Linked DNA regions of Mus musculus: all the other regions are linked to region 1. A link is a loop called in an ENCODE intact Hi-C map of the cell type or tissue named here. Cell type or tissue: heart. All regions are shown on one strand. Region 1 holds the start of Sstr1 (somatostatin receptor 1). Region 2 has its middle 59 kb from the start of Clec14a. Region 3 overlaps Gm30687 (a long non-coding RNA gene). Region 4 has its middle 65 kb from the start of Clec14a. Region 5 overlaps Gm30687 (a long non-coding RNA gene). Region 6 has its middle 210 kb from the start of Sec23a.

Region 1 (5,000 bases):
GGAATCTTACAAACTTGCCCTTCTGCTCCCTCTTAGCTCCTTTTTTTTTTTTTTTTTGCTCCAAAGAAGCATATGTGTGGTACTATACCAAGACTGGAGATCAGGGCACAGAACTTTTTCTTAAGCGCCTAGCTCTGCTCGGGATGGAGTGGAGCAGAGGAAGGGCCCAAGGGAAAATGTGCCTTCCTTCTCTGAGAGTAGAAAAGACAAGTTGCCTAGACATCCTCGAGCTGGGCTTCCTTGACAGTAAGGCTCTGCGAAAGGAGAGCGGTGATTAGGGACTGTCTTGTAGCCACTCTGAAAAGAGTCTGGCCCGCTGACCTGCGCAGCGGAACAGGGTTCAGCGCAGGGGCGGGGGGGGGGGGGGGGGGACGGACTCAGCCCAAAGGAAACACATGATGGTAACCTTGGCTCAGCTTAAAGAAGCAGAAATGAGTTGGCGACATTAAGTTTGCAGTTTGTACTAGTAGAACTGGGAGGGAGGATGCAAATTATCGGGTTTGGAGAACAGAGTTGCTCAGACTACCAGATGCCCCGAAAGCAGTCACAGTTAATCCATAAATCTCTCCCTTTTACCTTAGTCACACAGCTTTCTTTGGTCCAGCTAACCAGGCGCGCTGCATCGCTGTCATGCACTATGACTTCAGCACCTGGTGTCGGGTTACCATTCCCTCCCACCCGCTTCCCAGCTCCATCTTTCTGACCACTCCCCCCCTCCCGGCAGTGCCCGGCCTCAAAGCGTGCTGATCCTGGAAGCGCAGGTGCCATTACGGAAAACGCCTCCAGACTCCAGATTCTCGGGCTGGAAGTCCTCCACGCTGTAGGCTCGACTCTTCAGGGCAGTGGCATAGTAGTCGACTGGTTCCTCCGCAGCGTTATCCATCCAGCTGAGGCACAGGATGCGCTGGAAAGAGCGCTTGAAGTTGTCCGACAGGAAGCCGTAGAGGATGGGGTTGGCACAGCTGTTGGCATAGCCCAGGATGACAGACAACTGGCTCACGGTGGCGTCGTCTTGCTCGGCGAACACGTTGACCAGCTGTACCACGTAGAAAGGCATCCAGCAGATGACAAAAACCATCACCACCATCATCACCATTAGAGTGATCTTGCGCTCTGAGCGCTTGCGCTGCTGCCAGCCAGCCTTGAGGGCCACCATGCGCATCTTGGCAATGATGAGCACATAACACAGGCAAATGGCCCCGACAGGCAGCAGGAAGCCCATGAGAAATGTGTATAAGACGAAGCCCACCAACCAGCGCTGGGCGGGCTCGGGCATGAGCATGTTGCAGGCTACCGTGCCATCGCTGTTGGCTGCGGTGCGTGAGAAGACCACGATGGGCAAGATAACCAGTAATGACAGGACCCACACGCCCAGGTTCACTACTTTGGCCACAGTGGGCCGACGGTAGCGCGCTGCCTTGATCGGGTGCACCACAGCCACATAGCGGTCCACACTAAGCACAGTCAGACAGTAGATGCTGGTGAACATGTTGACCGCATCCACGCTGAGCACCAGGCGGCAAAGTAGCGCGCCGAAGGGCCAGTGGCGCAACAGCGTGGAAGTGACCAGAAAGGGCACGCTGAGCATGAGCAGCTCATCAGCAATAGCCAGGTTTAGAATGTAGATGTTGGTAGCGGTCTTCATCTTGGCGTAGCGCAGGATCACATAGATGACCATAGAGTTCCCACACAGTCCCACCAAGCATACCACGGAGTAGATGAAAGAGATGAGAATGGCGCTACCCTGTCCCTCGCTTAAGGTCCCATTCTGGGAAGCGTTTCGTCCAGGCTCTTCCATGCCGTCCGCAGCGCCGGACCCCGGACCCCTGCTGCAGGCTCCTTCCCCGCAGCTGCCTGGGCTGGGGCTTGGAGAAGAGGAGGGAGAGGAGGCGGTGCCATTGGGGAACATCCCAGCTGAAGTGGGCCGGTGCGGCTGCCGGCTGGGGCGCTCACCTTGCGCCCTTGCTGTCTGCGCCCTCCCTAGGCTCAAGGCTCCAAGCTCACAGCTCACCGCCGCCTGGCGCCACCCGGCAGAGCGCAGCAGCTGTGGCGAGCGCGGCTCCGACTGAGGCCGCCGGGAGCATCACCCAGCGGCAGCTTGCTTGAGCGCTGTCTCTCTTGCAGCTCCGGGGGTCCTGGGCACACTGGAGAGTGGAGAGGAGAGGCCAAGAGGCTAGAGCCCAGCGCGGCACATCCATTAAGTGGAAAGGCTCTGGACTGATGAATGATTAATAAGCGGCACCATCGCGTCAGCAGCTACGAAAAAGCAGGCGGGGGGGGGCACATAGGTGGTTTATTCCCCCACCGTCATCGCTCCCCCCCATTTCTAGTCCCCTCTAAGCTCAACTCAAAGATTGCTTCAGATTTCTCTCACAGCATCTTCAGGCATTCCTAGGACAGACCTGAGGAGTTTCTCTACATTTCAAATGGGTAGGTGCCAGTCAAGAATGTAGATTCTGCCCCTTTCCACCCGACTCCTACTCTAAGTAAAGACTGAAGCAAACCCCAGACATTTATGTCTGGAGTTCTTCATTTCTTTCTGCTGCTGCTCTCTTCTGGTGATGGGGGCGACTCCACCTGTCCCTAAGCCACTCTCCAGGACAGGACCCTGAACACCTACCTCCTTTCCTGCTTGCCAGTTCTTTAAACCTGTACCTGGAGATTTCAGGCCTTCAGATCCCCAAGTCAATGATGTCTCCAGATGGCCCTTGCAAAGTGCTTGTAAGGTCTGGCGGCGCTCTGACGTTCTTTGCAAGGTCCAACTGCCTTTGGGGCTGGCCGCTGCACAAGTGCCCACGCAAACACTAAGCGGTGGAAACTAGACCTAAGCCAATAGCGGTATGAGCACGAAGGACCACAGTGGTGTGTTAAGGGATGCTGAGTTACAACATCCGTAGCCCTCCACTCTGCAGCAGGGAGTGTTCAGGGGAACTGAGTGAACCATTGCGACTCTCTAACAAAGCATGTAGTTCTCTGAGCCCCATCCACCTCCCCTAGGAATATCAACAGCAGAAATCAGGATGAGGGGCAGAGAGCTCAGGATGAGGCTGGCACTGCCCCAGGAACCTGCCTGGCGCCGTATTGGAAATCCATGTAGGTGTTCACTAGGGAAAGATTAGGCTGCGCGGCTTGGAACAGCTGTGCCCGCGCGTCCAGGCTGTACTTTGTACCCTGGAGAGTTGGCGGGGTGGGGGGATGGAAGTGGAGAGCGCCAAGGCCTGAACAGGCAGGTGTGCCAACTCTTAATCTATGAGTGGCTGGCTGAGCAACTGATGGAAGCCTGGGATCAGTGGCAAGGCATTCAAGCTTTCCTCCATGGAACCCTAAGGAAAACTAGGGCCTTGAGGTATGACCCCTCTGTGTCCCAAGTGCCGAAACCATTAAGATATGGATATTAAGATCCCAGGTCCAAAGCTCCTCAACCTACAATTCCCATCCCTAGTCTAGGAACTGCAGGCTTTTGTTTGAGAAAGAATGGATGTTGATATTTAAGGGACCCTGGAGTTCCCAGGACTCCGAACTTAGGGACTCTTTGGCCTTACAGTCACTTTCTGTCAAAGGATTCAATCACCTATTCCGTTTCATGAATGCTGTTTCCTTCCAGGAAATCCCTGCAAGTCTTAGCCTGAAGCATGGCCAGGAAGACTGGCCTGCTGCAGTCCAGTGCTCACTCGAGCTTTGCTGCTTGCAACTGCTTATCTTCCTCAGTCTCCCTCTCACATCTCCACCAAGAGGGGCACATTGGGAACTAGAATTACAGAAGCTGTTCATACCGGACAATCTAGAATGTGCAAATCTGGACACCGCATCAAAAGCAAAACGCTTATACCTTAATGGCTTGTTGTTTACTCTCAGCAACCGCCTACACATGGGTGCTCCAGTCTCTCAAACGAAGCAGTGCTTGGAGAGAAATAATCACGTGTACTGTCCATGACGGCAGAGCAGTCAGATCGCAATCAATGACCACAGACTCCCTCGGAGTGCGTACAACAGACACTGAATTATTCATGAGAAAAAAATGTTTGAGTAGAAGGGGAGATTTGATAGGACTGGGGCTGTGGAATGCATTGCTTTACCTAAACAAACCACCTTACCTGAAGTGGAATGTGAAATGGAGGGGAGGGAGTTATGTTTCAATAAATAAATAAATAAATAAGTAAATAAAAATAAATAAATAAATAGCAAATAAATAATACAGCATACATAGAGGAGGCAGGGAATGTATATTGGGGTAAAAACAAAACAAAACTGAGATTTTTCTGAGAGGAATATTTTCCTAGCCAACCCTTGATGAGATTTCAGTGCCTTTGCCAACCACTGATTTAAGGCACCTGGCTGCATTTCTGGGCTGGTTTTTCAAAGGTCACTATTTAGAGGCATTGGCTTTGATCATGGTGGTTGGGGTTTGATCATTGGTGGGGGTGGGAGTTTATGAAAGGCAGCTTTGTTGTCAGAATTTCATTAAATTCACTCTGCAACTCATCTTAGAAGAAAAAACTTCTTTCAACTAAGTTACGACTTTACATACGAATGAAGGAAAGCAGACAAGTGTGTCTGTTCCTGATTGTGAAGAGGTTCTAATGATGGACTATTTATTCATAAAAGAGCTTGACAATAGGACAGCTATAATTTTTTTAAAGGAAAAAAATATAAATGTAAACAAGGATCACTCATTTGAAACACTTGATCACTCATACATGCTGGTAGACATAGCATCCATCACAAGGCCTACTTTTACAAGCGAGTTTGATCTTTCACAAACTCTGTGACCCAGTATCTCCACCTCTGTCCTTTGCCCCTCAAAACTGAAATCAGGTATCGGGGTGGGAGAAGATAAAGAAAAGAAACAACCCAAATTTCTACCAGTTGATGAATGTGTGAACAAAAATATGGTACATCAATCAGTAAAATATTACTGACAATATGCTATTGGTGAACTTAGAAGACAGTTTGAAAACTCCAAGGGCAACGGTTACTTGGTTCAGTTCATATTGAGTAGT
Region 2 (5,000 bases), 120 kb before region 1:
ATAAGGCAAGAGTCAATCAACATATAATGAGAAAATTATCGAACAAGAAAAGAGTTTCTTGATCAAATATACTATGGACATGAAATTAGAAGTGATGCTAGTTAATGTTGATAGGACTTCCTTAGAAAATATCCTTTGGATGAATGAGCCAACACAGAAGACTGAGCATCAGAAACTGAGCCACTCTGTTTCCACGTAATGAACCATTTGACTTCCCCCAAGCACCATCTGGGAGACACATGTCTCCCTTTCTCTAAGTATACCTCCGCTTGTATAGATTACAAACAATCCAGGACAACTGTGAGAATCATGCCAGGGGCAATGGGCAAAGTCCTCAGATCTTTTGCTTAGGGGCCATCAGCATGGCTACAAGAGATGCCTGGATTTGTCAGAATAACTGCAAACCTACAGAAGTTTCCCACATAACCTGTGAACCAGCACAGACTCAAAATGCATAAATGTGACACACATTTAAGAAAAAAAGTGTTGCAATTTCCTACTTATACCCAAAGCAATTTGACAGAGATTGCCTTCTGGCAACCCGAAACGTCTCATTAACTTCATTCTACAGATGGAGACAAGGGTAAGAACGAGGTCTGTTTCCTTTTTACTGTCTTTGAGTTCCTACGATGGTTTGCGGCTTGTCGAAAGCAAGTTAGTTCAGCAATTGAAATCTCTTAGACTCTGGTGAACAAGTATAAGCTGTGCTTAATGAAACTCTCTTCAAGATGATTTGGATGACCAAACTGAATCTGATAGCAGCATCATATCCAAATCTCTGACATGCACTACCTAACAGCAAGAAGGCTAGCCAATGCCATGGATATTTGTATGAATGATTTTCTCGACATAGACAAAAATTCTCATTTGTTACCTATGTGAGCTGAACATCCTTACTGCCCTAAAACATGTTGATACCTCAGCTCATTCATTTGTTCATTAGTGCATTAGCACAATAGCTAACATTTAATACACTTTATTACACTTAAATTAAAAACAGCTGCTTGCCGGCTGGAGCCATGGCTCAGTGGTCAAGAGCACTGACTGCTCTCCCGAAGGTCCTGAGTTCAAATCCCAGCAAACACATGGTGGCTCACAACCATCCATAATAAGATATAACACTCTCTCTGGGTGCATCTGAAGACAGCTACAGTGTACTTAGATATAATAATAAACACATCTTTAAAAAGAAAAAAAAAACAACAAAAGCCAAAAAAAAATAACTGTTTGCTTAGAAACATATCTCAGTTCATAGAGTGCTTGCTTAGCATATAGGAAGGCCTATTTTGAGCCCCCAGACTATAGAAACTGAGTGTGGTAGTATATCCTTGTAAAACCAGATTTCATAAAATTAAAACAGGAGGATCAGGAGTTCAAAGTCATCTTGAGAAGGTACATGGTAAATTAAAAGCATCCTCGATTATATGAGACCGTATCTCCAAAACATACTGTTAAGTTAGCTCCAATCACTCTACTTATCTCCATTTTAACATGGACCGACATTCATTGGAGCTAAGTGATGTGGATGGTTAAACAGCAGGGAGGAGATAAAATGAGGAAGTCAGATACTCTTTACTTCAACTCCATACTTCCTTTGCACATAGTGATTCCTAGGAACTATGATAATCATGAATGATGGAGGATGACCTATTAAGACTTTGGAATGGCCTTCCAGACATAATATCTTATATTATTTCAGTTCCCAGGCTATCAATAATCAGAATGGTCCTTTGTATTATTTAAGTAATCTATTTTTATGTCTTTCTTTTTTTGTGTGTGAGAAATAGCTATTTCTAGTGGGGTGGTATTTAAATAGAGATTTATGTGATAAGAGAGAGTATAGAAACCATCACAGGGTAACACCCAGCCAGGGTAAGAGGAGCTCACTCAAAAGCCCTGGATGGAGAATGAGTTTGCATTCTAAGGAAAAGCAAAGATAGTGTGTCTGGGACATGGAAAAGTATGAATAAGCTTGTGGAGAGAGAAAAGTCTGCTTACAGGGATCTTGGTTAGAATCAGGCCATAATAGTATGAGGGTGACCTCAACAAAGTTTCAGTTGGAATGACATAATCTATTGTAATAGGTCTGAATTTGGTTGTTATACAAAGAAAGCATGGGGGAGGGGGGGAGCCAGGAATAGAAAACAAAAGACCATTAGGCAGGCACTATAATGCTCTAGGTAACTAATAGCACTGATCTGTAATTAAAAGGAATTGATAACAATAGAGAGAAGGAAGAGGGCTGGATTCAGGATATCTTTAGAAGGCAGCCACTTAGATTTAATATGAGAAACAAAGGAAAAAGAATCATTGTTTGTTTTCTCAATTATATACACACTTATAAAAATTGGTCTTTATTTTTGTATTGAAATAAAACTTACATTCAGTGAACATGTATAAATGCTCACCTTGAACCACGTTGTTTATATTTTATGGAAACTAAGTACTGAGAAAATTCCCTAGTCTTTCCAGTCAGCACTGTCAACATGCCTTCTCCTACCCTTCCAACACAATTCATTTTTTATGTTATAGACAGGTTCACTTTTTCAGAACAAAGTTTTATCTAATTTGTTCTTCTCTTTGGTAATTTAGTCATGCTCCATTGCAACATATTGCCCAAAATTCTTAACTTGCAATACAAACCTGTGCATTGATTCATGACAGTCACTTTCTACTACCTTTTTCTTAGTCATAGTTAGAATATTTCTCCAGCTTTCTTCATTTCCATTTATTGTAGCATTAGATATTAGATTTTGTAACATCTAATCTAAAACACTTTTATTTCCTGCTTCTGTACATTTTAAAGGCTGCAGTTGATCCATTATTATATGATGCAGACATCTATGTTACTGTCCATTTTCTAGTCTTCTTTTTAAATTTTAAACATAATTTCTTTTTTTTGGTATTTATTTCATTTACATTTCCAATGCTGTCCCAAAAGTACCCCACACACTCCTCCACCCACTCACCCACCCACCCACCCACTCCCACTTCCTGGCCCTGTCATTCCCCTGTACTGAGGGATATAAAGTTTGCATGACCAATGGTTCTCTCTTTCCACTGATGGCCGACTAGGCCATCTTCTGATTCATATGCAGCTAGAGGCAGGAGCTCCGAGGGGGTACTGGTTAGTTCATATTGTTGTTCCACCTATAGGATTGCAGATCCCTTTAGCTCCTTGGGTACTTTCTCTAGCTCCTCCATTGGGGACCCTGTGATCCATCCAATAGCTGACTGTGAGCATCCACTTCTGTGTTCTCGTCTTGTGTATTGCTACTAAAGGAAACATCATTCATGCATTGCTTCAGTGTCTCCCCTCAAATTTATATGTTGAAATGTCATCCCTAATATGGTGGCTTTAGTAATTAAGGAATTTGGGAAGTCATTTTGTTACTACTAAGAATTAGATTAGTGTCCTTATAGGGTTATAATGAGACACTCTTCTCCCATCCTGATGTGGGGCTCTGGCAAAAAGGTAGGTACTACCAAACAATGAATCTTTTTGTATTTTGATCTTAAACTTCCTTTCCTGAGGGAAATAAATTTAGCATTATTAGTTTATTGAATTTTTAAATATAAGCTGAACAAACTAAGCAATTTTAAAATTGCATGCTTTGTTCTCTGAAACATGTAACATTCCTGTCGTTTTATTGCCTCTCCTAACATGACTATTACAGATTGCTTGTGTTAGCTATCACACATGCATAGTACTAGTTTTGTCTTCAATAAATATTGTTTGATTATTTTATGATGAAATAATTAGTATCTATATTTGGACCAGAGATGTATCCCAGTGGTAGATCATCACTTTACCATGTTTATATACCTTGTATTTGGTTCTCTATCTCTGCAAAATTAATGCACCAGTAGTTACTGCATTTGATATCGATATTCCATCTCACCATTTATACTGCATATTCTCCATAGCAAGACTAACTCTCACATTTATTAACTGTCGTTCATACAATCTAGTAAAGTGATCTAAAGAAAGTAATATCCTAAAAAGTCAGCATCTCCCATCTTTTATAACTATTCACTTCTTTCCTATCCCATTGACTTCTTAATGCTCGGGCAGGCGCTTTACTAATGCATGTATTGATTTATCAGATGTGCTCACATTTCACTTGTTAGTTGTGAACAATGTGTTTGAGATGTCTGAGAGAACCCAGCAAATTGAAAACTGAAGGTTTATATAAGAAATTTTCAACTCTTAAAATTAACAAAAGATTCTAATAAACAGCTATGTGATAGAGAAATCTACATAATACAGAACAGTATGATGATGGTTAGCATAGAACTTATGAGAAGGTTGGTGACACTAGATCTTAGGCATTTGTAGTTCCTTAGTCAGGTACACAGACAGAAAGACACATACATACACACTTACTGACATAGACATATACACACACATTCACATAGACATACACACACACACTCACTCACACACATAGACAAATATACAGATGCACATACATACACACATGTACCCCTACATACATACACACACACAGATAGAGGATCAAAAAGTGGTGATCTTTTAAGATAATAGTATTAATTGTTTGATTCTAGCAACCATTTCTCAATGTGTTTTTGTATAAATGAAAAATGTTGTTCCTACCTTAAATAGAAACAACCTATATTTGTCAATTATACTTCAATAATATTGTAAAAGTAATTTTTCTTAAAAGACAATAATTTCAGTTAATAAAGAATTTTTCATAGAAAACTATTATCAAAAAAATAAAGTGTGTTAAAGTAACATTTACACATATTTTTTAGAGTGGGTTTTTATAAATTATTTTCTTTATTTACATTTCAAAAGTTACCTCCTTCCTGTTATCCCCTCCCCAAGTTCTTTATCCTCTCCCCCATCTCTGAAAGGGTGCTCCCCTACCTGCCCACCTACCCTCACCTCACCCCCACCAGCATCCTTCTTCCCTGGAGTATCAAGTTTCCACAGGATGAAGCATATCTTCTCACACTGAGGCCAGACAAAGCCA
Region 3 (5,000 bases), 330 kb before region 1:
TCTATATTCCCAGCCCTTCCCATCTCTGACAATCCCTGGCCACCAATCATCTTTACATTCAATGTCCTTAGATCCCAAGTCTATGTGGAATCATTTAGCACACAGCTCTTGTTTTGGTTGGGCTTATTTTATTTTAGAGTTCCATCTCCAGGCTTGTCTATGTTGATGCACGTGTTTGAATTTCCTTCTTTTTAAAAGATAGGTAGTATTCTATTACGCATGTATGGCACATTTTCTTTTTCATTGACTCACCAGCAGACACTTGATCTGTATACTATGGCTCTCGTGAGCAGTGGTATAATGAGCATACCCTTATAGCATTTCCTTTGAATATATAACAGAAGCTGGATTGCTGGATCACAAGTAGTTCTAGTTTTCTTTTCTAAAATCCCTTTTTCCTTTTACTAGCTAAATGGCACTCTGCTGTATAGATGTGTTAGTTATAATCTGATTTTCCTGCTTTTTAAATGTTTCTAGAACTGTAATAATCACAAAATTATTAATTTACCAATTTCATCAGTCAACATAGTTTCCATTGCACTGTATTGGGCTTTCTCTTGTGATGACAAATCATCATAAACTTAAAAGCTTGAGTGAATATTTTTAAGAATAAGATTTAGAATATAGTAAGGAATTATGCTGGTCTAGTAAAGTTGTGGTAGTAGAATATTTTGGAAGTCTTTAGCTTCACCATCCTTGGTTATGTTTTCAGTACCAAGCATAATTTCCATTCTGTTAAGTGGGCCTTAAGTCCAATTAGATGTCTATTGGTTGCTACCAACATGAGAGTGCCACTTATTGTACCTACGTGTATTTTGCTAGGCTGGTTATTTGTCATGGTTCATAGGTGCTGCAGCTGAGTAGGACTATTTAATTGCTTCCCTTCTTTGGCAGCTTACACAGTATTTTCTTGACCCAAAGATGCTAGACTATGGAAAAGAGGCTTTCAAGTCAAATCCAGCTCTCATCTTCCAAGTCCTATATTTTGTGTGTTCTGTCTTCAGCAATAGGTAGCCACCCTTAAACCTTGAGTGGCAGCCAAGGTATAAATATATAAATCAGTAGTTCTCATCATTCCTAATGCTGTGACCCCTTTAATAACAGTTTCTCATGTGTTGGTAGCCCCCAACAATAAAATTATTTTCATTGCTACTTCATAACTGTAATTTTGTTATGAATTATAATGTAAAAGTCTGTGTTTTTTGGTAGTTTTAGATGACCCCTGTGGAGGGGTCATTTGACCCAAAGAGGTCTCAGTCTACAGATTGAGAAACACTAATTTGCACTGTTTTGAGAGTCACTTGACTTACTCTGGGCAACCATTCAAGAGGAGGTTTCTCATGCCTGGTACTGAGATTTTTGTTAGTCAGTGGTTCTTGTTTGGATCAGCACAAGTGGTTTAACTTTCTTTACGAGAAGTGTGGTTAACTCCCTCATCAAAGAAGTCTTTCCATAAAGCAAATGGAAAATATCATGGAAAATCACAACTGGACACAATACAGAGATAAATGGAATCCAGGCAGTCTAGCCCTAATGGATGTATCTACACCACCACTCTTGAATCTATGGGTCAGGGAATATCTTGGAAGAGGAACTGGAAAGATTTTAAGAGCCAGAATACCAGGAAGTCTGCTGTAAAACAATCTCTCTTAAAATGACTGCATAAACAACTTGAACAATGGAAATGTCAATGGACATGTTAATGTGCAAGGGGAAAATTTTTGTATGGTCCCATCTCTAGACAAAGAACTATAGGCAACTAATCACTTGGAGGAGAACTAGGCTGTCCCAGGGATAAGCCCCCTCATCAGTTGTCCAATGCAAAGTGATCATCTCTGAAGTCATATATACACAAACAACAAAAAAACAGACTCAGCAGTTTGCATTTATGTATATTTGTGTGTGCATACACACACCTACCCAACATATGTGTGTTTTTAATAATAATAGTCAAAGAAAACATGTCTATCCTCTTGTTAGTTGCGGGACATGGGAAGGGCCTGAGGGACAGTAGTTAGGGTCTTGAGCGTTGAAAGAAAGAGGGAAAGTGGTGTAATTTTCTTTCAATTAAAACACATTAAAAAATACAATTATGTTTGACTCCTTTTTGCAAGCATAACAGAGTATCAGAAGTCTATCATGTTTGTCATCTGCTAGGATCTACCCAGCATCTGACTTAGAGAGATGCAGACACCCAAAGTGAAACAGTAAAATGGAGCTAGGGAACTGTTATAGAAGAATATGGGGTAGGATTATGGATCCCGAAGGGGATGGGTATTCCAAAGGAAGAGCAGCAGACTCAAGAAACCTGGACACTTGGTGCTATTAGAGACTGAATTACCAAAGAAGGAGCATTCACAGGCTGGACCTAAGCCTTCCTGAAAATATGTTGTAGATGTGCAGCTTGGTCTGCATGTGGTCCTGAACCCAATATTTCAAAAGTAGGGACTATCTCAAAAGCTTTTACTTGTCTGTTGGATATGTTCTTCTAGCTGAGCTGCCTTGTCTGGCCTCAGTGGGAAAGGATGTATCTAACCCCACAGAGACTTGATGTACCAGGGTATGGGGGATACCTAGAGAGTCCCCACCCACTCAGACAAGAAGGGGAAGAGGATTGGCAGCAAGGATTGTGGGAGGAGGTAACTGGAAGGAGGAGGGTAGTGAGTCGGATGTAAAGTAAATAGAAGAAAGAGGGCATGGAGGAGGGTATAGGGGACTTTCAGGATAACATTTGAAATGTAAATGAAGAAAATATCTAATAAAAAATTGAAAAAAAAGAAGAAAGAATGAAATTTATGAACCTTCAGTTTCTGTATGTAGAATTCTGTTGTGAGTTCACCAGGAAATCTATTCTGGGTCTCCTTAATCTGAAAATAAAAATATTGGCATGGACTGTGATCTCAGCCGGGGCTTTGGATTCATTCCAAGCTCATTAACTGTTGGCAGCAATTGCCTCACAGCAGAGTGGTGGCAGTGCCCATGTTCTGGCTAGACAGCTAGGTACTAAGGTTAGAGGCTAGAAACTCCTGTCCCTATAAACAGTGACTCCGATGAATAGCGACTTCTTTAGAGGAACAGGTGTCACTGTTTCTGTTACTGTGTCTTGTGCTGATGGACTCAACTAATTAGGTGAAGATCACCTAGCAAAATATCCCTTTAGAATAACCCAAACTCATTGGATTAAATTCTTTATTATACCAAGAAAGTTTCATTATCCAACCTTGGGAGAGCTCTTCTACCACATAGTCATAGGGTCTCTGTCCAAGGGGAACACATCATAAATATGTATTTCAAATTTCTTTGCTCACCATGTTGTGACAAATGTCTTCAGAACAGAAGTGCTTTGGACAAATATAGCTGCCACTTAAACATGGATGGTGGCCATGCTTGTGGGAAAGGAGAATTCTTAAGTGTTTTCATCTGACAATGAAATGCTTTACTGTTACGGACCAGTATTATATGATGACATCCAAGCAGAAAAAGACTCAGAAGAAGTGTAATATGATCCCCATGCCTAGGAATATAAATGTCCAGTGAACCACTTTGATCTACTTATATATTTAGATTGTTACAGGTCAGCTTCTTCAAGATCTTCTCAAGTATATATGTCAGAAATTGTATCTTATTTAGAGATTGACTCATAATTAACTGGTAGTCAATTTCATGGAATATTTATACGGAAGGTAAATGTTTTGATTCTATGCTCAAAGAGTGATCTATTTTTATATGTGAAGGTTTCATGTTGAGAAAGTTGTCAGTTGACAACTGACAGCTATTGGTTTCTTAGCTACATGGCTTACTGTGCAAGTTGCTGTTGTGCAAAAATTGACCTTGACAGCGTCCAAATCCCCACAGTGGAATAGGGGATCCAGAGAACACAAAAAGGTAGCAAGCCAGAGATGTGACAAGGAGGAGGCGTGAAATGTGGGCAGGCAAAATCTGTCAGCAGTGAAAGAGGTGGGTAGGGACTGTCTTTTCTAAGTTACTTTGTTGTTTTTGTCTCTCCCCATCCTCTGTTCTCTGTGTTTGTGTGTCTTACTCTGTAGCTTGGACTCGCTGTGTAGTCAGGCCAGACCTCTAACTTGTGACACTCCTCTAGTTCCAGCCGTTGGACCATTGGGATTTTTTTTCCCATAGGATTTCTAACTTCTGTTCCATAGTCAGAATCTTAGAATGATTCTTGAAAACCAACATTCAACTCACCATGAAAGTATTCATGTAGATATTTATTGTCAATGAGAGCATATAAAAGGTCTGATTATTTTGATTATTTCTTGAGATAATTTATTCATTTTGATTAAGTACTTAACTTCTGTTACATGTCAATGTAAATTTTGTAATGAATCTCTGAGTACTGATAATCTACTGTAAACAAGTCTTGATATTTTGCTATTCTTGCTTCAGTTACCTCCTACCTACATGATTTGCTATAACATTTTAAAGTGAATTCTACACATGAACTTCTTTAATCCATGCATTATGTATCAGTTGTCTATTTAATACATTAGGACTCCATTGACTTGTTATTTATTAGCCATTTAAGTTTTAGGTAGCTGTATCAATGAACAAGTTCCTCATTGTGCAAAGAGCTGGCTTTGTAAAAATTGAGCCATTGATTCTTTCTCATCTCTTAGTCAATGAATAATAATCTCTCAATATTTTACAAGACTCTTGTGATCAATAAACATTAACATTTAATTTGTATGGATTATGATAGCTGTCTTTCCTTCTTGCTCATCTCCCACATTTTTGTCATTATGGGTTATATATTTAATTTAACAAAGGTCTCACAATATGATTTATTTACTATCTTAGCCATGGTTCACTAAATGTGCCCTACATAGCCAAGGTGTACTTTAAAATGAGATGGCAGAGCACAGCTAGATTCTGTAGAGATGGTCTGACTCCTGAAAACCAGAGTTACTTTACCTAAGTTTCTAGTTTTGTGCTCCTCTCTCCTCTCTTTATGATGCAGCCTTAGTCTGAACTCACTGTATCTT
Region 4 (5,000 bases), 120 kb before region 1:
TTGGACATATGAAGCATGTTCATAGCAGCCTTATTCATAATAGCCAGAAACTGAAAAGAACTCAAATGTGCCATAACTGAAGAATGAATACAAAAAACTGTGATTCATTTACACCATGGAATAATATTCAGTTATCAAAACCCAGGGCACCATGAGTTTTGCAGACAAATGGATGCAACTAGAAAATGTCATCCCGAGAGAGGTAACACAGACTCGGAAGGACATGCATCATATGTACTCTGGCTGCCTAGGGATTAAGACGTAGAACTCTCAGCTCCTTCTCCAGAAGCCTGTCTGTCTGGATGTTGCCATGCTTCCTGCCCTGACGATGACAGACTAAACCTCTGAAACTTTAAGCTAACACCAATTAAATGTTTCCTTATAAAAGTTGCCATGGTCATGGTGTCTCTTCAGAGTAATGGAAACCCTAACTAAGAGAGACTAGGGACTGGGGTATTGCTATGATAGGCTTGACTATGCTTTTGTCTGAAGGAATGTGGATTCTGGGACTTTGTAAAGCAGTGGAATGCTTTAAGTGGGGCTTAACAATGGGGCACACTAATAGAAGCATGGAAGACAGTGTTCCTGAGCCTGTTTTGAACGGTGGGTCCCTAGCTCAAGAGGTTTTTCTGAGGAGAAGAATTTTAGTGTATGGCCTAGAGACTGTTCCTGTAATATTTTGGTGAAGAATTTGGCTGCTTTTTGTCCTGTCTGAAGAGTCCACCTGAGGCTAAGGTAAAGAGATTTTTATTAACTTCCTTTGCACTGACAAAGGAAGTCTCAGAAAAACCCAGCACAGACTTTGTCTTCTTGTATACTCTCATGAAGAGCATTTTGATCAAGTGTAGCAAGCTTAGAAAGGAAAAATACAAAGTTTATGGTTCAAGTATTATAAAGGGGAACCAGGAAGTAGAATGGAGTTGAATCCTACATTCAAGATTACGGAAGTGGTGACCTTGAGCCAAGTTGTCCTTCAGTTAAGTGTATTGTTCATGCTTTTGCGTTTGAACAAGGCATAGTTCTATCATGTTAGGTATTATTACTTGGTTATTGTTTTCATTTGGACTTTTAATGTGGAATGAACTACAATCCAGGCATGGTGGTACACACCTTATTCTCAAGATATAGATATAAGGAGATCTCTGAGTTCAGAGCCAGCCTGATTCCAGGTAAAGAAAAGCTTAAGTCCAGGCATGGTGGAACACACAATCAATTCCAGCATTCAGGAGACAGATCCATGCAGATTGCTGAGTTCAAAGTCAATCTACAGAGCAAGTTCCAGGGCAACCAAGCTTAGGCTGTGAAGAAGTTGGAAAGCAGAAAGCTGGTGATAATGTAGTAGAAAAAGGTGGCCATATTCCAGCTCTATCAAGCAGCAGAACTTGGAAGATTTAGCTATGTGCCTCTGGCTTTAGAGTCATGAGTAGTAGGGATTATTACTGGGACAATTGATGCAAGTTATCTGGAGCTAAGAAATTAGCAGTGATTAAGAGGAGACCAGCATCACAGAGTTGAAATCTTCTGGGAAGTGTTTTCTGAGAGCACAAAGAGCTGTGTTCCAGAGAGAGCCAAGGTTGTATATCATGCTCCAGCTGGATTTTGTAATGTATAAGACTCACCCAGGTGGTACTGGTTTTGAAGGCATGAAGAAATCATGGAGAACAGCTGGAGCTTGGCACCATGAGAGGCACTTGGTGAAGGTGAAGCCTCAGTTGAAGTTGACGGCACAGGTCTGAAGGGATCATGCAAAGAAGTTGAGCCTCACACCATGAAGGAAGCCTATGAGAGGCTATTGGCAAAACCTAGTTGCAACAAAGGACTGCAGGATACTGGATTTGTCAGTACCATGGAATGGCCACTAAGAACATCAGTAGCAATGAAGTGAATTTACCAGACCCTGAAGTACTTCAGAGGGAAGAGCTGGAGATGTGACCTAAGCCCTTTGGAGGAGCCCAGAAGATCACGTGTGGATGGATTCCAGACATTGGAGCAAGAAGCTGTAACTTTGCAGTTGCCTTGGAGCCCCATGGATGTTGAGGATGCTAGAGCTGTAGGATATCTGCTGAGGAAATCTGCTATCATGGAGTGGAATGACCCAAAGAGAAATAATTGTGCGGCAGTAACAAAACAGAAAAGAGGTGGTGATCTGAAGAGCCCTTTGACATCAGTCATGGAGATGCAGAATTTGGAGTTTTCCCAGCTGGCTTTTGGTCTTGCTTTGATTTAGCATTTACCCACTATAATGTTTGTTTGTAATGGTAATGTATATCCTGTGACGTTGGAAGTATGTGGTCTGCTTTTTGACAATTAAGTGATTGGATAAATTTCAGCAGAGACTTTGAACTTTGGACTTTTAACATTGCTGAGACTGTAATAGACTATGGGAACTTTTGAAGTTGGACTAAATGTATTTTGCATTATGCTATGGCTATGAATGGCCCCATAGATTCAGGTGTTTGAACAAGCCTATGGGGGCCAGAGTGTGGAATATGGTGGTTTGAATAAGCTTGGCCAGGAGGTGGCACTATTAGGAGGTGTGACCTGATTGGAGGAAGTGTGTTACTGTGAGGGTGAGCTTTGATACCCTCCTCCTGGCTGCCTGCTGATGTCAGTCTCCTTCTGGCTGCCTTACAATTAAGATAAAAAACTCTCAGCTCCTTCTCCAGCACCATGTCTGCCTGGATGCTGTCATGCTTCCCACCATGCTGATAATGGACTAAAACTCTGAAACTGTGAGCCAGGTCCAATTAAATGTTGTCTTTTTTAAAAGTTGCCTTGGTCATGGTGTCTCTTAACAGCAATGGAAACCCTAAGAGAATGCGTATTCTTTGAAACAATGCAAAATAGTGAAGCTGCTGTGGTAAATAATATGGAAAAGCCTTAGAAACCTTATCACTGTATGACCCAGAATTCCTACTTTGGGTAATTGACCCAAAGCAATTTACATTTAGATGTAATTGTATAGCTCCCAAATTCTCTGAAACATTGTGCATAATAGCTGATATAAAAAAACCACCCAGGTGCCCATTAACAGATGAAAGACTAAAGAACATGTGAAATATAATATGGAAAAAAAGTGAAATAAAATGGAGTGCCACTTGCCTAAAAAAGAAAGGAATCCCTCAACAGAGGAATGGATACAGAAAATGTGGTAGATTTACACAATGGAGTACTACTCAGCAATTAAAAACAATTAATTTATGAAATTCTTAGGCAAATGGATGGATCTAGAGAATATCATCCTGAGTGAGATAACCCAATAACAAAAGAACACACATGATATGCACTCACTGTTAAGTGGGTATTAGCCCAGAAACTTAGAATACCCAAGATACAATTTGCAAAACATATGAAACTCAAAAAGAAGGAAGACCAAAGTGTGGATACTTCGATCCTTCTTAGAAGGGGGAACAAAATACCCATGGAAAGAGTTACAGAGACAAAGTTTAGAGCTGAGATGGAAGGAAGGACCATCCAGAGACTGCCCCACCCGGGGAACCATCCCACATACAACCACCAAACCCAGACACTATTGCATATGCCAGCAAGATTTTGCTGACAGGACCCTGATATAGCTCTCTCTTGTGAGGCTAAGCCAGTGCCTGGCAAATACAGAAGTGGATGCTCACTGTCATCTATTGGATGGAACACAGGGCCCCTAATGAAGGAGCTAGAGAAAGTACCCCAGGAGCTAAAGGGGTCTGCAACCCTATAGGAGGAACAACAATATGAACTAACCAGTAACACCTCCCCCCGCCCCCCAGAGCTTGTGTCTCTAGTTGCATATGTAGTAGAGGATGGCTTAGTTGGCCATCAATGGGAGGAAAGGCCCTTGACAAAGATCATATGCCCCAGTACAGGGGAACGACAGGGCCAGGAAGCAGAAGTGGGTGGGTAGGGGAGCAGGGTGGGAAAGGGTATAGGGGACTTTCCAGATAGTATTTGAAATGTAAATGAAGAAAATATCTTTTAAAAAAGCAAAAACAAAAAACAAACAAACAGAATTGAACCCACAGGATGCTGTGCTAAGAGAAGTAAACCTGTTAAAGGGAAACAAATGCCATGTGATTTCACTACTGTACAGGCCACGATAATCCAAATTGTCCATATGATGTCCAGTGAAAGATACTCTTCACTAGTGTGCAGGGTACGAAGTAATCCACACTACATAATCAGAGTAGGATGCATTATGAGGGGCTGGGACAGTAGGGAAAAGAGGAGTGACTTGCAGGTCTCCTTCACAATATTATATATGTAGTTAACAAAAACTATTATTATTAACATGTGTTAAGATGACAGGTTCCTTGTTAAGCAGTGCTATTAAAATAAATGGTTTTCAAACAAGATAAGGACTATAATATGTGATGGAGGTTATCAATGGGAATTTTATTGTAAAATCAAGCTGTGTGAAATTTTACTTTCAGGAAAGCAGCAAATGGCTTTTTAGATGAAAGTGTTTTCCCAAATCACCTTCCTTATATTTGATGATTGTCATTCAGTCATAAGGTAGCTCTCCAGTTTTAGAATATAGTGCAGAAACACATGACATCTGTGGAAAACATAGGAAGATGAGTGCTATTGTGGGCCTGGAGGAGATAGGCTGTGAAGACAACCACAGGCTGACCTGATCTCTGACTCTCCATTTCCTGGACTCCCCAGTCTTGTTGTTTTTGTCGCTCTTAATCCAGTATGTCCTTGTAGTTATATTTTTTAAACTGGAGGCTGAGGAGTTTGTTCGAAGCCTTATTAATGCCATGGACAGACAGACAGACAGACAGACAGACAGAGGGGCAATGACATAGTGTAGGCTCAAAAGACAGTTTAGGACCCAACACTAAAGGCAACATAGCACAGTCTCTGAAGAAAATCAGAACCCACGTGGCAAATAGTGTCTGTATTTAGGTCTCCTGAGGTGTGTATGAAGGCAAGATATATTATTCCTTTACTGGTTGATCAAGGAAGTGCCTAAGCTCTTCAATGTCTGAGGACTCTGACTTACT
Region 5 (5,000 bases), 330 kb before region 1:
AAGATGAAGAGGAAGATGAAGAGGAAGAAGAAGAAGAAGAAGAAGAAGAAGAAGAAGAAGAAGAAGAAGAAGAAGAAGGGGGAAGGGGGAAGAAGGGGAAAGAGGGAACAGGGAAGAGGGGGGAAGGGGGAAGAAGGTGGAAGGGGGATGGAAGGGGGAAGAAGGGGGAAACGGGAAGGGGGAAGGGAGGAAGGGGGGAGGGGGGTAGGGGGAAAGGGACAGGAGAAAAGAAGAAGAAGAAGAAGAAGAAGAAGAAGAAGAAGAAGAAGAAGAAGAAGAAGAAGAAGAAGAAGAAGTAGTAGAGCTGGACATTTCCATCAATCATCCATTACTGCCATTCCATCTTTTTTCTGGTACGTAGGTCAAACATTAACTAGTCTTTTCTCACTGCTCTAAGTTTAGCTTTAAGAACACCACAGCATAGTCTTTTGTGGGAGAACCTTTATACTTTTCTGTTTGGCTTTGATTTTGGGTTTATGGAATCAGGCAAAACTAGGGTTTGAGCCTCTGTTTTACTATGTTCATTGCATGAAGTTCACCAGTCTAGCAAATTCTTTAAAATTTAGTTTCCTTACAAATTAATTTATATGTGAAAATATTTATATAATTTCAGAGATAGTAGCATGAAAAGTCCTTAGAATAATAAGTACTTGACACAAAAACTAGGAGAGGAATGATATTTAGTTTTCATTTTTCTTTTTGACAGGGTTTCAATAATACTGACCTCAAAGTTGCTGCAATCCTGCCTCAGGCTCCTGAGGGCTGGGGTTAAAACATGTGCTGCTCAGCTTGGTTTCCTTATTTTCAGTTTTGCTATCCTGCCCATCTTCTGGACCATCTTATATTCTTTTAATGAAGTCGATACTGATTTCTTATCACTTATCTCTGTTGAAAGCTCACAAATTATATGTTAAATGTGTACCTAAGTCACAGTTTACTCTTCTATAGTGGTTCTTGCTACTTTGTGGGTTCCTCTTTTTCCCACTCTTTTGTAGCAGGATTTTCCCTGTCCAATTAATTTAAACATTAGTGCAGCCGGAAGCCTGTGATTGGACAGGGAAAGGGAGGCAGAACTAAGAGTTTTGGAGACAGGGGGTGACACAGGAGAAGGGAGAAGGAAACAAGATGGAGGATGAACAGGATGATTCAGATTCAGTGTGGCTTTAAATAGATAGATATATATCATATAGGTAGATATAATATCATATAGGGATGGAACAATTAGGGTAACTTGCCTAATCTAGGTGGGCAGCTTGTATCATTATCAATTGGTCCTGAATTTATTGTGTGAGCATCTGTATATTAAGACTTTATTGATATATAAATCTGACTGATTAATTATAAGCTTCTAGAGTTTTGTTTTACTGGGTTACTAGAATGTGGGACCTCTGACCATAGGGGATTTATGGCTGAGAAGGTACGGGCGGCACTGAGACAAGTGACCTAGAGCTGGGAAGACCACTGCTGGGGCTAGACTAGAGACAGAGGTGGTGAGACTGCCACTGGGAGTAGCACAGGAACTGGCTGTGCTTTTTAATATTTCCCACAACAACCAACCTCCCTAAATAATCAACAACTACCCACCAACTTCTCAGGGTCCTAGAATTTATATACCCTCTGAAAAGTTCCCAGAATTCTAAATGTTACACAACTGCCGAATCCATCTACAGCTGACAAACCCATGTCTCTGCCAAAGCACGAGGCAAATCATAGTCAGCTGCTGCAGACAGTCTGAAGCAGCCTCATATCCCTGCATGTGGGATTAAAATGAAAGTGCATTATTTTAATATTTCTGTGGGTTTCTTTTTTTTTAAAGAAACTAACATTCCAGAATTTTCTTTACACTGGACTGCCTGTTAGGTGAGGCGCTTTGAAGTGAGGTAAGTGAGTTTTAGAACTGTTTGTCCAAAGGACTAGCACAGATGAATTGTACTTCCCTGACCCTGTGGTGCCCAGCACAAGAACTGGGGCCACCTCTGCCACACAGCAGCAGGCAGGTTTTTTGAGGTCTAACAGCAAGGAACAGCAGCACTAGGAAGATGAAAGTGTCTTTAGAGGAAACTTAGGTTGCCTTGAGAGAACACTGGCATTTTATTACAGGTTATACACTTTGAGAAATGACATAGCATGGCCTCTTATTCCTGAATATATACTGGTAAGTGGAAGTTTCCACTCAAAATTCATTTTCAGTTTGGAATAGAATAAGTAAGTATTACACTTATGAAAATTCAGTATCCATGTGCAACTGAAGAGGGATCCCTGAGGTAGAGTCTGGACAGTCCTGGGCACAGACACTGCGGCCACAGATTGTGTCTGGTCCATTGACTGGAGAGGCCACAGGCAGCCTGCCACAGAAGATCACACTCTGGTTTCCCATATATGCCTCTTTATTTTACTCCTTGAGGCACTGGAAAAACAGTTGTTCTTGGTCTCCAGAGCACTTTGCTGTAGAAAATTTCTAACAATTTGAAATAAAACAAAACAAAAACCCAAAATGAATATGGTAAACTCATCATGCTCTAACTTCAATAAAAAAGGAGTGGTTTCTGTTTTGTTTATTTAAAATGTAATTTCCTGAGATGATAGCAGCATCAGGTAAGAAGTGGCTTTCTTTAATTTGTTGACCAGATGAAATATGTAGTTTCTTACACAGAACCTTAAAAGCCTTCATTCAGAGACCCTCATGTTACAGGACTGGTAAGGCCGAGAGTTCAGGTGTAGACTGGAGGAACTTGGCAGTGCTTGCCTGGATTTCTCTGTGGACCAGACTTCCTGGCAGCTGAAGTTAAGTTCCTCCTAAAAAAAACTTCCTTTGACACTATGCAGTGTGACTGCTTTGATTGGCAGACACACTAGCTTTCTCTTCCTTAAAAATAAGCCATCTTGGCAAAGGAGACTTAAAATTAGTTATTATTTGATGAGTCAGCAATAAAACCAGGAAGTGGAATGTACTCAACGGAAGCACGTTCTAATAGCAGCAGGGCTGAGAGACTACGGAACACAATGCAAGCCTTAACTCATGGAGGAGGTTTCCCGTGCCTGCAGCTGATAAATTGCTTTTGAGGCTGGATAAGATACTGGTCCCAGAAGACTGACAGGTCTGCTTGTACTTTCAGAGAGCTGCAATGTGGTGTGCAGATAGTGTTTAAGTGAGAGTTCTGAGAGCATCCTAGTGTGGGATTTTACAGCTACTGTGGCCTCAGCCATTGGAGAATAGTCGTCTGATTACTTACCCTATAACCACTTTCATTATGGATTAATATCAGCCTTAAAAACAAAAATCGAGTGTGGTAAAATTGTCTGAAAAGGAATTCTCTGCCTCTCGTTCTCCATTTCCTCACCTTCTGGCTGTGAATATCAGCCTCGGCTCTAAGCATGCTAACCCTGAGCAGAGTGTGCCTGTCTGGGAAGTGTGCTCTTTGCTTTAGTGCCTTGATGATTAAGCCCCGAGGGCCAACAGAAAGAATGGAAACAGACAACCTCAGGAAAGAGGAGGTTGCGGGGGGGGGGGGGGGGGGGGACGGGGGGGGGACGACCCTCCAGAATGCACCAGAGACCTGGGAGGTGAGAGACTCGCAGGGATCAACTGGTGGGACCTTAGATGAAATGCCTGAGAGCAGGGAGAGGGAACTTAGAGAGCCCACCTCCAGCAGGAAGACAGGACATCAGGTGAGGGATGGGGTGCCATCCCACAGTCACACATCTGACCCATAATTGTTTCTGTCTAAAATAATTAAAGGGATGGAAATGGAGAGGAGCCTGAGAAGAAAAAGGTCCAGCGATAGGCTCAAAGTGGGATCCAGCTCAAGGGGAGGTCCCAAGGCCTGAGGTTATGGAATACTTACAAAAAGGGACCTATCATGAGTTCCCTCTGAAAGACCCAACAAGCAGCTGAGAGAGTCACATGCAGATATTTGCACCCAACCAATGGACAGAAGCAGCTGAACTCTGTTGTTGAATGGGGGAAGGCAGAAAGAAGCTGAGGAGAAGGGTGATCCTGTAGGATGACCAGCAGCCTCAATTAATCTGGATCCCCGAGATCTCTCAGATACTGGACCACCAAACAGACAGCATACACCAGCTGATATGAGGCCCCCAACACATACAGTAGAGGACTGCCGAGTCTGTGTCCAATCAGAGATGATACTCTTAACCCTCAAGAGACTGGAGGCCCCAGGGAGTTTAGAGGTCAGGTGGGGTGGGGGCTGGGGGCATCCACGTGGAGACAGGAGTGGTGGGGAGGAGGTGTGGGATGTGGAGCTGTCGGAGGGTGGATTGGGGGAGCAGGGGATGGAATATGGAGTGTAAAATATAAATTAATTAAAAAAAAGAATTTTACATTTAACACACAGAAAGCCTTTTAAAAAAATAGCTTAGATTCCGGAACTGAATTCCACAATGAATCTTTTTTTTGCTGATTTTCGTCTTTGGAAGTGGGAACTTATAGTTACTTTCCTCCTAGTAACTGAGAATGAGAAAAAAAGAGATGGAGGGAAGACTTCAAATAGGCTCAACAGAAGACTTCAGACTTCTTCATCCTGAGGGTGTGTGTGTGTGTGTGTGTGTGTGTGTGTGTGTGTGCTCTACCATCCCATCACCTCACCATAAAGCCAGGCCGTCTTCAAGGCTTCGGATGAAAGGCCCCTTAGGCTTGTCTGTGATTAACGTTGATTAGCTAGAAGTCACTGAGAATTTTGAATCCAAGATCACTAGTGAATCAGATTCAATTTGCATAAACTATGAGGCACTTCATTAAGGCTAATCATTTCCCTCTGTCTTCTGGTAATAAATCATCCTTCTATAGGGCTCATTTAGGCTGAGAGGGAACATTCTGCCATCGCCTTTTGTCAGCTCTGTCAACATCCTTTCCATTGTGCCCGCTGACCTCATTTGCTATGGTTGTACTTCTAGGATGCTCCATCCTGGGGCTGCATCCGTGAAAAGGTTTCCTAGACACTGAAGCTATGATTCATTAGCAGTCCTGTGCCAATAACCAGCAC
Region 6 (5,000 bases), 590 kb before region 1:
ACAGTGTGGACTTACCCCCCAGAGCAAACACACAACTGCGTGTGTGTTTTCCTCCACTCAAGGCTCTGGAAATCAATTTCGAACCCATAAAATAGAAGTTTCCCAAACCAAATCCGCTATAAAATTTACCTCCGTGGAAAGGCCGTAGCTGTTACAGGAGGGCAGGATGATAGATCAGGAAGGCTTTTCTGTTTAAATATTTAAATAGATTTCTATTTGAACAGCTAAATGAAATCAAGCTCACTCTTTTATCTCAATAATTAAAAAGAAAATTGCTGGGCTTTCTTTGCCAAATGCTTAGGGCCGATTTCCCCCTTCCTTGAGCACCATTAGGGTACTCAAGGGTCTCCGCGTTGCTTCCGTTTTTTATTTTGGGGGTGGGGTGGGGAACAGTTCAAGGAGCCATTCAGTTAAGTCCCATTTCCTGGACAACAGTGGGACAGACTCCACTGGCTTCCTAATGAAGAGCAGATAGGCTTAATCATTAATTGCCAGGTTAATGAGGCTGAACCATTACTCACAGGGCCTGTCTGGGAGAGACAACCGGAGCTGTGGCTCCAGGGAGGACAGCCTTAGGGCTCAGCATGTTTCTTCCTGTAATTGGCAACTGGGAATAGGCTTCTCTCTGTGACATTTGCATCCGAAGGCACCCCTTTTACTTGCAAGGCAGGATAGTTTTAATTTTGAGTTTAGGACTTATCTATGTCCGTTTCCCTTGGCAACACTATCTATGACATTTTTGTTCTTCGTTTTTTTTTTTTTTTTTTCTTTTCCCATTACCATGTAGTTCGTGGTTATTTAAAAAAAAAAATAGAAACCAGATAAATGATACAAAAATTGAACTAGGAGTAGCTTAAAAATTGGCCATCCACTCAAGAAAATCATTAGCATTTTGATTATTCCTGTCGCTGTAAAACCCACAACTCGTCTCTTAAATGGAGTAAGAGAAGAGTTTATTCTGGAGCCACTTTGAGGGACCGCGGTCCAGGAAGGCAGATTTAGGTTACCTCAAATTCCACGTTCCAGTGTGGAAGCAGTTTGTTTCATGATGTTTTAAAGTTTACAGAACAGAGGCGTGAGTCAGGGCAAGTTTAAAATACCCTGGTGGGAACATCTGAAAGGCGGAGAGATAGGGGAAGCTTTGCCACAGATCTTTGCTATCTCATGACATTCTTAGCTTTTGGGTTGGTGGAAGCCAATGGTCCAATAAGTTAATAGATTCCAAAAAGATTTCCATCTCCTCTCACAAGATGTTAGTTTCAACACAGAAGTGGTCAAGGAATGGCTGCTCTGGATGGCTAGAAGTGGTCCAGGATAAGGATATGAAACTGTGACACACTCCAAACTCTCCTTAAGAGTGAGATTCTGATCAGTTTCTCCAGACATGGCTGCTTCTCAGTTTTCAGTCACAGTTCCCCACGTTGGCCAAGCATCTCATTTTGTGCCTGCAGACGCCACATGTTATTTACTAAATATTATAAGGTTCCTTATAGCTAGGAGAAACTTGACTTTTTGTCTTGTAGTTACATGAATATGAAATATGTTATTCATAACATTAGAGACATACCACCTATATGTATGCATAACCATCTACCTGTACGCAAAGGCATACAGGCACACAGTGCCATGCTGTTTTAACATAATATATTATTATGTTTAGGTGAGTAAATGAGTTTTTTTTTTTTATAATTTTGTAAGATGGAAGATGGTGACATAACTTGTTTGAAGCTCTTTGCTTTATGTAGGATCAGGAAACCCTGCAGGAATTAAGGTTCTATATTTTCCGCTATAGTTATGGGGTGTTTATGAAAATTAGTGGCATGATACCTTAAGTTATGAACCTAATGAAAGTGAAGCAAAAATTTCAAACATCTCAGTGCTCCATATTAAAAAAAAACCCAAACAAACAAACAAACAAACACCTCCCAATGACACAGATATACCAGATTATTGCCTGGCTGGTATTCCATCTGATCTTCATGGACTGTAAAATGAAAGTTAATATTTTTCACATGTGATCGTCTGTAAATAGTTATGACTACGCGGTGATCTGGTGCCTAGCAAGGTGTGGGAGTTAGAAGCATTAAGGTTTCTACACAAAGGGGCTCTTTGCCCTGTAGGCACCACAGCTGTGCTTGCTGAAAACCTTACCAGCAGGGGGCGCTGTACTTCCAGGACATAACCCAGTCTTGTCACATGCTCTGGAACAGTTGGCAGAGCTTTGAATGCTGCTGTAAGAGCTCACAATTCTGCAAGCACAGAATTTTACTGGAAAGTTATAGTCTCTCATGAAATGTCATGAGTTTGAAGTCCTCCCATCAGAAGATTGGGGCAACAGAGCAAAAATGAAAAACATTATTTAATAAAAATTCACTGGTCGCTTATAATTGCCACACGGTAGAAACGTCACTCTCGAAGGGAAAATCCTCCCTGCAGACCACTGGGAAATAAAGACACAAGGGGCGTGTTTCCCAAGTGTACGCCAACAATGATGTTGATGGTTCTGTTGTGACCTGGGGAACCCATACGATTTCCCTGGAGAAGTCACATTTGAAATGAGCTTGCAGTGACCAGGAACATAAGGACAGAGATATGGAAGAATTCCTAAAGCAGTTAAAAAGGAGCAATGGTTTGACAAAGATGATATACAAAGTTTGGTGATCTTGCTTTCTATTACCCCAAAATGTAAGCTTGAATTTCTAGAGTAGAATTGCACAATAAAAACGAGAAAGGCCGATGGTTAGTGGAGCTTATGCTGTGGCTTAGGACACGTGGCCAACATATGATACATTCATTAGATGAAACCATCAGCACAGATACTTCCCAGACGGTTCAGGTCCCATTGCCTTGTATTTCAGTGGCTCCAGTTGGCTACTCCCTGTCCTTACACACACACACACACTCTCTCTCTCTCTCTCTCTCTCTCTCTCTCTCAGATACATTTACTCACATTTTCTCAAATACTCTCTTATGTACACACACTCGCTCACACACATGCACACACACATGCACACATATGCATTCACACACTCACACATTTACACACACACTCTTTCTCATATACATGTTCTCTCACGCACATTCACTCACCCACACACTTTCTTATACACATATATTCTCTCACACACATTCACTTTCTCTCACCACAGGAACACATAAAGAGGGGTGGGGGAGGGGAGGGAGAATTTCTTTTGACAAACATGGGAAAGGTAAGATAGAGAGACCTTCTTCACTCTTCATGTCCTGATTGTCAAAATTGGTGGACATTTGTAAATCACCATCGCCTAGAAAGAAAGAATCAGTCTGAACCTCACAGTTTATTTCTAGAGCTATGAGTATTTAAAGTTCAGTTTCCAATAAGTATGATTCACTGAAGCCTGTGGTCCTCAGGAAGGTAAATCAATACCTGTCAGTCTACCCCAGGAGTTGGGCTTGGTGATGATGTTGTAAACACTTTGCTGATAAAGTGGAAAAAGAAGTACTTCTCAGGAGGAGGAGTCAGTTGATTGCAGATCTGGGCAGGGTTATCCATCTTGAAGCTGCTATTTGGACAGTTACCTGTTGCTCTAAATCTTCCCTGTATTGGTGTGTGTTCCCAAGGGAGACACTGAAATCTAAGGCACCTTCTGCTGTGAGAAGCAACTTTCATTTCCTTTTCTTATGGTGGTTGGTAGTTTTGCTGTTTTCTAGACAAAAGAGATGGAATGTATGGGGGAATCTTTTGGCTCTAAGTTGTGTAAAATTTGTGGCCTTATTTTGGGTTTAAGTGTAAGTGACAGCCCCTGCAGAGTGTCAGGAGGGGACAGTTCCAAGGCACCTGTTACTTTGATGAAGCACTGATGGACTTTGTCAGTTACCTGAAGAAATAACTTCTCTTTCCTGGGAAGTGGAACTTACATCAGAACTGGGCATGTTGTAGCTTCTAGAGTATTATCAATGTTTATTTTTGGCTATGTTCAAATGTGTGCTTATGTCTTTAAATGTGTGTCCATCTACTTCACAATTGAGATTTTTTTTTTTTGGTTTTTGTTTTGTTTTGGAGGGTGGGAAAGGGAAGAAAGAATGAGAAATGATTGGGTTTGAATAGGCAAGCAAGAGTGCAGAAAGAAGCAATGGCATTAAACATGTTTGAGAGACAGTAATTGTAATGGTGAGCATATGAGCAAGACAGCTGCCTGCAGCATATATGAGAAACAACCCAAAATGTGCAATAATACTTGGTTATCGATCTAGCCCAGGATCCTCAGAAAACTGTGCCTATCCTAGCTGGTTCTTCTCCTTCTCCTTCTCCTTCTCCTTCTCCTTCTCCTTCTCCTTCTCCTTCTCCTTCTCCTTCTCCTTCTCCTTCTCCTTCTCCTTCTCCTTCTCCTTCTCCTTCTCCTTCTCCTTCTCCTTCTCCTTCTCCTTCTCCTTCTCCTTCTCCTTCTTCTTCTTCTTCTTCTTCTTCTTCTTCTTCTTCTTCTTCTTCTTCTTCTTCTTCTTCTTCTTTCAACTTGATACAAGCTAGATTTATCTGGAAAAAGGAACTTCAATGGAGAAAATATCTCCATCCAATTGCCTGACTGAAAGTCAGTAGGGAATTGTATTGATTAATGATTTCTATTTGAGGACCTGGCCCCTATAAGTTGTAGAAAACAGAAAGCAGAGTAAACTATGGGGAGCCAAAGAGCAGCACTCCTCAATTTCTTTCCTCCTCTTCCTCCTCCTTCTTCAGATTTATTTATTTATTTATTTATTTATTTATTTATTTACTGCACACTGTAGCTGTGCAGATGGTTGTGAGCTATCATGTGGTTGCTGGGAATTGAATTCAGGACCTCTGCTCGATATGGCCCAACTTGCTCTGGCTCAAAGATTTATTTATTATTATATGTAAGTATACTGTAGCTGTCTTTAGATACACCAGAAGAAGGCATCAGATCTCATTACAGATGGTTGTGAGACACCATGTAGTTGCTGGGATTTGACCTCAGGACTTTTGGAAGAGCAGGCAGTGCTCT

Evidence for each region. Hi-C counts contacts between places; a loop is a spot of excess contacts. Peaks named below come from ENCODE experiments on the same cell type or tissue, not always from the same donor. Only the 100,000 strongest peaks of a DNase experiment are listed, where the experiment ranks them.
Region 2: a loop joins it to region 1, with 2.6 times the contacts of the local background. A loop is called at or near these places in 4 of 42 quality-filtered maps.
Region 3: a loop joins it to region 1, with 2.0 times the contacts of the local background. A loop is called at or near these places in 3 of 42 quality-filtered maps.
Region 4: a loop joins it to region 1, with 3.0 times the contacts of the local background. A loop is called at or near these places in 4 of 42 quality-filtered maps.
Region 5: a loop joins it to region 1, with 2.7 times the contacts of the local background. A loop is called at or near these places in 3 of 42 quality-filtered maps.
Region 6: a loop joins it to region 1, with 4 times the contacts of the local background. A loop is called at or near these places in 8 of 42 quality-filtered maps.

The regions. Positions count from the first base shown.
Region 1 is chr12:58,209,502-58,214,501 of GRCm38, reverse strand. Sstr1 (somatostatin receptor 1) reads right to left here and starts at 2,698. Exons shown (of 2, transcript NM_009216.3): 1 at 2,621-2,698; 2 at 1-2,256. The coding sequence starts at 1,909. The coding sequence ends at 734. In heart, a CTCF peak has its summit at 2,026; no DNase peak of the experiment used is centred here; H3K4me3 peaks cover 2,405 bases; H3K27me3 peaks cover 3,680 bases.
Region 2 is chr12:58,325,372-58,330,371 of GRCm38, reverse strand. No RefSeq gene overlaps it. Among named protein-coding and RNA genes, the nearest start is that of Clec14a, 59 kb to the right of the region's middle. In heart, no CTCF peak of the experiment used is centred here; no DNase peak of the experiment used is centred here.
Region 3 is chr12:58,543,986-58,548,985 of GRCm38, reverse strand. All of the region lies in intron 1 of Gm30687 (a long non-coding RNA gene), which reads right to left. Among named protein-coding and RNA genes, the nearest start is that of Gm40427, 28 kb to the right of the region's middle. In heart, no CTCF peak of the experiment used is centred here; a DNase peak (open chromatin) is centred at 2,935.
Region 4 is chr12:58,331,895-58,336,894 of GRCm38, reverse strand. No RefSeq gene overlaps it. Among named protein-coding and RNA genes, the nearest start is that of Clec14a, 65 kb to the right of the region's middle. In heart, a CTCF peak has its summit at 2,506 (motif pointing right); no DNase peak of the experiment used is centred here.
Region 5 is chr12:58,536,392-58,541,391 of GRCm38, reverse strand. All of the region lies in intron 1 of Gm30687 (a long non-coding RNA gene), which reads right to left. Among named protein-coding and RNA genes, the nearest start is that of Gm40427, 21 kb to the right of the region's middle. In heart, no CTCF peak of the experiment used is centred here; a DNase peak (open chromatin) is centred at 2,851; H3K4me3 peaks cover 621 bases; H3K27ac peaks cover 977 bases.
Region 6 is chr12:58,799,777-58,804,776 of GRCm38, reverse strand. No RefSeq gene overlaps it. Among named protein-coding and RNA genes, the nearest start is that of Sec23a, 210 kb to the left of the region's middle. In heart, a CTCF peak has its summit at 2,148 (motif pointing right); a DNase peak (open chromatin) is centred at 2,146.